2 separate regions of the Homo sapiens genome follow, and region 1 is linked to region 2. The links are chromatin contacts, found by Hi-C or POLR2A ChIA-PET in ENCODE. All regions are on one chromosome and are shown on one strand. Each heading gives the region's core, a stretch centred on a gene start or an enhancer-like site at or near the end of the contact. The rest is flanking DNA. Distances are from core to core; before and after follow the strand shown. Region 1 holds the start of STT3A-AS1 (STT3A antisense RNA 1). Region 2 overlaps FEZ1 (fasciculation and elongation protein zeta 1).

What was found. Hi-C counts contacts between places; a loop is a spot of excess contacts on that map. ChIA-PET counts read pairs that join two places held with the same protein, here RNA polymerase II (POLR2A). Pooled maps may share reads with other maps.
Region 1: a loop to region 2 is called in a map of aorta, with 2.1 times the contacts of the local background. The contact joins the promoter of STT3A-AS1 here to the enhancer-like site in region 2. A Hi-C loop is called at or near these places in 1 of 168 maps with a recorded cell type or tissue (aorta) and 9 of 50 pooled maps. POLR2A ChIA-PET finds 5 or more read pairs at or near these places in 1 of 52 experiments (WTC11).

The regions. Positions count from the first base shown.
Region 1 is chr11:125,591,051-125,594,250 of GRCh38, reverse strand. STT3A-AS1 (STT3A antisense RNA 1) reads left to right here and starts at 1,683. Exons shown (of 4, transcript NR_132372.1): 1 at 1,683-1,833. STT3A (STT3 oligosaccharyltransferase complex catalytic subunit A) reads right to left here and starts at 1,399. Exons shown (of 18, transcript NM_152713.5): 1 at 1,333-1,399. RefSeq lists enhancers at 1,533-2,127, 2,245-2,414.
Region 2 is chr11:125,449,695-125,453,139 of GRCh38, reverse strand. FEZ1 (fasciculation and elongation protein zeta 1) reads left to right here. Exons shown (of 10, transcript NM_005103.5): 8 at 731-806. Among named protein-coding and RNA genes, the nearest start is that of FEZ1, 45 kb to the left of the region's middle. RefSeq lists an enhancer at 1,609-1,728 and a silencer at 3,213-3,445. Within about 2 kb of position 1,584, at least 13 of the 41 ENCODE cell types and tissues checked have a DNase peak (open chromatin) inside an H3K27ac peak, as active enhancers do.

The DNA of each region.
Region 1 (3,200 bases), core at 434-2,933, 140 kb before region 2:
AACAAAGGATATGCAACACCATTCAAGATGTTTTGCTTTTATTCTTTTTGACTGACACATAATTGTACATATTTATGGAGTACAGTGTGACATTTTGGTACATGTATATAATGTGTAATGATCAAGTCGGGAAATAATTAGTAGATTCATCACCTTATTTTTTTTGTCTTAGGAATATTCAAAATCCACTCTTCTAGCTATCTGAAAATATACAACAAATTGTGTATTTTTGTTGTTAATTATACTCCTAATAATAGTTATCCTATAGAACACTAGAATTTATTCCTATCTAGTTGTACTTGTGTATCCCTTAACAAACGTTTGTCTATCCTCCTCCATGAATCTTTTTTCCCACTATTATTGGAATAAAGGAGAAAAACAAAACAACAACAACACTGGACTAGGTGGAAGGCATATAGAATGCTAGCCCCAACACTGAGAAGTCAAGCATGTTCTCCATAATTAACTGTCCCAGAAGAGCAGTTTAGAAATGTGTTTAAGTATAGTCCCAAAGGGAAAGCTTACTTTGCAACTAAAAATAAAGGCCTAACTACTCCAGGAGGTCAACAATCCAGCCATATCTCTCAGGGTTTGCAGCTGTTTTCTGGAATGCCTGAAATAGGAACAAACTTAACACCACTGCGTTGATACGAGCCACACACCAAAATGAGACTGCTAGGATCTCTACTTGAAAACTTGAGTAAACGAGCTAGTCATTGAGGGCAGGGCCGTAAGGGAGATTTCATCTCGTGCTCTTTGGTCACTTTCGCACACCGCCAAGCAAATAAGAGCAAAGACACCTTTCTTAAAACACTTACCAACCTGCTCTCCTCAACTGTGCCCTGCAAGCTGTGGCATCTCCTGCCACCCTGCCTCTAGTTTCCCAGACTGCAATTTCCCCAGCCCCGTTTTCCTACACACGTTTCCACACCCTCTCACGATCTTTTACTCTCTTCTCCCTTCCGGTCGTTCCAGCGGGTCCCACCTCCCTCTTCTTCCCACCCTCAAAGAACTGACCACCTCTGATACCCCTCAGCGCGGGACACTCATCACCCCAGCATCCTACGCGCCTTCCCCTCCATAACTAGTCCCAGGACCCAGTCTTTCCCACGCTCTGTTCTCAAGACCCACCTTACCCTCCCTCCCTAGACCTTCGCATCCTTCCATCCAGGAAGCCCCCACACCACGCCCCACGCCCCCTCCTCTGCAAGGCCCTAAGCTCTGCTCTCCACCCCCATTTAGAGTTTTGCCTCCTGCACTTCGTTCAGCCCCATCAACGCCATGGACTGCACCTGCCGCTGATTTTCAAGTTACGTTCTACGGCCTTCTCACCTGGCCGGCTTTCCTAAACGATCCGCGGGGCTCCCTCAGCCATCCGTTCAGCGGCGCACCCAACCCTGGCAGGAGCCGGGTCCGCCTCCCGGACCGCTCCCCCGTTGGCTGGCTCCAGGCCAATAGGACGCTTCTGGAGAGCGATAGGGTCTCGGAACTGTCTGTCAAATCCGGAGGCGTAAACCGGGCCGCGATTCAAGTTTTTAATTGGTCATTACAGCTATCACTTAGCAGTCTAGAGGCAGGTCTGTATGCTCCCGCCGAGCTGTCATAGGCCGGCGCGTAGGAGTCAAGAGCGCGGAAAGAACGTGCCCCAAGCAGTTTGGTTGAGGGCCGAGGAGTGACGTGTCGGTTTGCGGACCCACGGGGAGTCGCAGTGGGAAGGCGCGGCCCACTGACTCCCGTCATGTGACAAGAAGCGGAAACTACGCTGAAATAGGCCCTTGCTCCAAGTCCCAGTAACTCGGAATGCGGAGCCGCTCGTCTCCCGTCTTTTTTAAGGTAGAAATTGTTACCTAATACAAGGTGAAAGGAGAGGAGGGAAGCATTTTCTACCTATTTATTCTCAATTAAAACTCAAACGCGGACTGGTCCAGACAGTTCGTCTTTTGCAGGATGTGCCTGATAGTTGACTCGAGCTTTTACTGTGCCTTGGTAACTGCGATGGACCTGGGAACCTTGACAGAGTTCACAGCCCCTGGTTTTGTGAAAGAGCGTGCCTAGGCCTAAAGGGGTTGTCGGGGCTAAGCTGGAAGCATTTCTACTGCCAGCTGAGACAGCCACCGCCGCGGAGGCACAGCCCTCCCCAGCAGCAAGCGGGCTTCCTCGGGAGACCGGGAGGCAGCCCGGCCATGCTTAGTCAGTTCAGCCCTTTGTTAAAATACCGGCCAGAGAGCCGCTCTCCCTATCCTAACTTGCCTCTCTTCTCTCGCACCCCACGCGCTCCCCGACCCCCAATAAGTTTGCTGAGGGCAGAGAAGGGGACGAAGTTTGAGCAGCAATTCCATCATCTCAGACTCGCACGTGTACACCTTTATCCTCAGGCACTTCCACTCCCTGCGCGCCTCGGTGAGCCAAGGCTACACCAGAGAGAGTGGGAACGTCTCGCAGCTCTTCGAACTTGTTGCCTCTACCACTCACGCAGTTTCCTATTCTCCCATGAACGGAACCCACCACTTATTGAAAGGTCATTATTTAAATCACTGCTTCAGAATCACATGCATTTTTTTCAAAATCCACATGACCAGGCTCGCCCCAGGACGTTATGATTCAATAGATCTGCTTTTTTTTGGTTTTGTTTTTAGTAGTAAGTGTTCGATGTAATTTTACTTTAACAAAAGGAAACTGAAGCTGAGCCTGAAGGAATTACAGAACTTGGAGTAAATGCTTCTTCAAAATACGAGTTTTGGTCGGGCGCGGTGGCTCACCCCTGTAATCCCAGCACTTTGGGAGGCCAAGGCGGGCGGATCACGAGGTCAGGAGGTAGAGACCATCCTGGCCAACATGGTGAAACCCGTCTCTACTAAAAATAGAAAAATTAGCTGGGCGTGGTGGCGCGTGCCTGTAATCCCAGCTACTCGGGAGGCTGACACAGAATCACTTGAACCAGGGAGTCGGAGGTTGCAGTGAGCCGAGATCGTGCCACTGCACTCCAGCCTGGCGACAGAGCTGGACTCCGTCTCAAAAAGAAGTTTTTTCTCTTTAAAAATAAAAAAGCGGGGAGGGGGGCATTAAAATTAGAAAGATTGTGTTCAAGTTTCTTTTGTTTTTTTTTAAGTATTAACCTAAGAATATTAAGGCCGGTCGCGGTGGCTCACGCCTGTAATCCCAGCACTTTGGGAGGCCGAGGCGGGTGAATCACCTGAGGT
Region 2 (3,445 bases), core at 335-2,834:
ACTAAAAATACAAAACTAGCCAGGTGTGGTGGCAGGCACCTGTAATCCCAGCTACTTGGGAGGCTGAGGCAGGAGAATCGCTTAAACCCGGGAGGTGGAGGTTGCAGTGAGCCGAGATCAAGCCACTGCACTCCAGCTTGGGTGACAGAGCGAGACTCTGTCTCAAAAAAAAAAAAAAAAGTGAGCTTCTTAGCTTTGATCTAGAGCTCTGGCACTCACCACCTCAGGCTTCCTTGAGACTCCTTTGACAGCCCACTAGGCCCTGATGCTGGTTTTGTTGTAGGAGCACCTGACATCCAGCAGAGGGAGCAAATCTGACATCAGAGACCCTGGGCGGGGTTGAGGTTCTCTTGCATATCTTTTTTGACAAAAGACAAACAATTCCTTCTCAAATTGCACTGCAAAGAATAAGAAAATATAATCCCCTTGGATTTATTCTCTGCTTTCAGTCTAAAGGAGAAAAAGCTCCCCAGGATTCCTAAATAACAGAGAAGTTTGTAGTGTAGGAAGAATCTAGAAGTTGGGATGGAGAGAAATGTGGGAAAGTCTTACTTTTAAAGAGACATTCCCTAAAGAGGGGTAAGAAGTTCTGAAACAGTGACGTACCAGTGACCATGAATGTTTCAGAGAAGGTCAGATTTGCAGTGTGTGTCTTAGAGAAAGGCTAAATCTCAACCCAGAGGAAGCATGTCTTCTGTCTCAAGCCCCCTGCATGCTGTTTGTCTTGCAGTATCTGAACACAGTCATTCCTTACGAGAAGAAAGCCTCTCCTCCCTCAGTGGAAGACCTGCAGATGCTGACAAACAGTGAGTTCCTCTTGTTCTCAGCCAGATCAGTGGCTCCTTTTTCTCCCTTCCTGCCTGTACGTTGTACCTCCGTGCCGCAGGCCCGAGACTCCTCAAAGCAGGTTTACATGGGCCAAAATACCCTCCAAATTACTGCGTCACATCCTCCCGCACAGTGTAAAATTAAAATACTCTGCAGTGATAACCAGAGCTGTTTTTTCTTTCTCCTGGTTCCCATAAGGGAAGAGGCCTGCTGGGGGAAAAAAAAATGAGCTGGTGAAAGAGGTTGGGGTGCTGGTGCAGGGGACTTTTTGTTTTCCCCTGCAGTTCCCAAGGCTTGGCATCCTCTGCCTCCCTGTTCTCTCTCTCCCTGCAACTTGAGGTTGCCTGGTCGGCACTTGTGCCCCTTGAAGCAGGGCGCCTGGTCTCTGGGTCTGGCTGTATTTTTAATGAGAAGCAAGGTTTCTTGGGTGGGGTAAGGCTGACTGGAAAAAATAGAGTCCAGCTTTCCTTCCAGGAAGTGACTGCCTCCTCTCCTCCACTTTGCTCTATTGTCAAATATTAATAAACATTCTGAACTATGAGGGAAAACAGTGTGTAACAAAGAGCCTTTTGTAGACAGTAACTGTTTATATACATCAAACAGTACGACCCCCAAAGGGCTGGGGGGCACATGGTGTTAGCCATCAGTGTCAGCTTGGCCCTCTTAGGACGAGAAAAATCCTAGGCTGAGATGTGGTGACAGGCCCAGAGGATCACGAGGGAAATTCCATTTCCTTGGCAACCGTGCCCTGCAGAGAGTGACAGCTAACGAGGCCCCGCCCACTGCAGCCTGTTCTGGAGGGAAGGGGCCAGTGCGGGGCTACTGGATACCCAAGGAGAGGGGAAGTTGAGCTTCTGTTCAGCTGAGGAGGATGGATACCTGCTGGGGCCTGGTGCTGAAGGTGACCAAACGTTTCATTTTTTGTCAATTTGGAGAGTGAAAGCAGGAGGTTCTGGCAAACAGAAATCCTGCCTACATCATGCCTGCATCAATAGACACTGTGTCCTTGAGAATCAGGAATTTTAAAATCAAAGTACAGTGACTTGTCCTTAACTCATTGTAAACTCCTTTATTTGCATAAATATGCACTAAGTTTCTTTTTTTTTAAGGGAGAAAATAGAGATGAACTGACATTTATAGATGTTTGTGTTTTCACACAAGTTACATTTGGAAAGTAATTTGGACAAATTATGAAGGTTGATATATGTAAAGTATTCTATCATAGCTCAAAAAAATAAATAGCTATTAATTTGTTGCAGATACCCATTCAGGAATTCAGTGTGAAATCTTTTCATTTTAATTAAGAAACAGACTTTTTTCTATTTTGAGTGGTTTTGTTTACATTTTTTAAGTTCATTAAAAAAATTATAGCTAGAGTATATCCATCATTTAGACTACTTTGGAAATAAGGAAAAGCAAACAAAGAAAAATAAATAACTCATTGTCTACTCCACTATGGTTACCATTTTGGTGCTTTTCAGACTTAATATTTTGTATCTTTTCTATATAGTTGAGATTATACTGGCTGTAAAATTTTGTGTCATGATTTTAGTCACATTAGTTAACACTTTGTTAATGTTCTTTTTATGGCTATCTCTTCTATCATGTGGATATACTACCTTCCAACATTTTATTGCTTTTAGAAAAAAAACCTGCCATCTTTTCTGAATACCAATTCTCCTGTAGGTTATGAAGCCTCTCTTTTTTGGCAGATCCTCATATGAATTTGTGAACAATGCCTCTTCTCTCTTCTACTCTTTGAACTAAGTACATAGGCCAAAGACCAGCTCCTGCGACTAGCCAATCCTTGTAAATTTTAGATTTTGGAGATTAATTTAGATACGTATTGGCAAGAGCAATTATTGTATTTTTACGTGATCTTCGTGGTGTGGCATTTAGTCTGCTTATGCTCAGTTGCAAAGTGTTCTTGACAACTAAGCTGAAATGAAGGCATGTCTAAAAATGCAGAAAAAAATAAAACAGGCCGAGTATGGTGGCTCACGCCTGTAATCCCAGCACTTTGGGAGGCCGAGGCGGGTGGATCACCTGAGGTCAGGAGTTTGAGACCAGCCTGGCCAACATGGTGAAACCCCCATCTCTACTAAAAATACAAAAAATTAGCCAGATGTGGTGGTGCACGCCTGTAATCCCAGCTACTTGGGAGGCTGAGGCAGGAGAATCGCTTGAACCCGGGAGGCGGAGGTTGCAGTGAGCTGAGATCGCACCACTGCACTCCAGCCTGGATGACAAGAGTGAAACTCCGTCTCAAAAAAAAAAAAAAACCCAGAAGAAACCAGGACCCCCTAGAATCCACTTAAGCTGAGATGAATACATGTCTAAAGATACAGAAGAAATAAAACAGAAACAAACCAACCCCTCAATGGCCTCAGGTTGAGTCTCTTTTTCTGGACCTGGCTGCTGACTCACGCCACCATTGGATTTTCTTCCTCACTCACTCCTAATTCTTGGATTCAAGTTTCATTACCCTGTCTTGAAACTAGTCAAGGTAATCAATCAAAGGAGGACAAGGATATCGAAATGAAGTGGCAATCCCACTGTTGCAGCTGCCTTCTGACCCTAGCTATCAGTGCCAGTTGATCTTTAGTGTTTTCTTGGC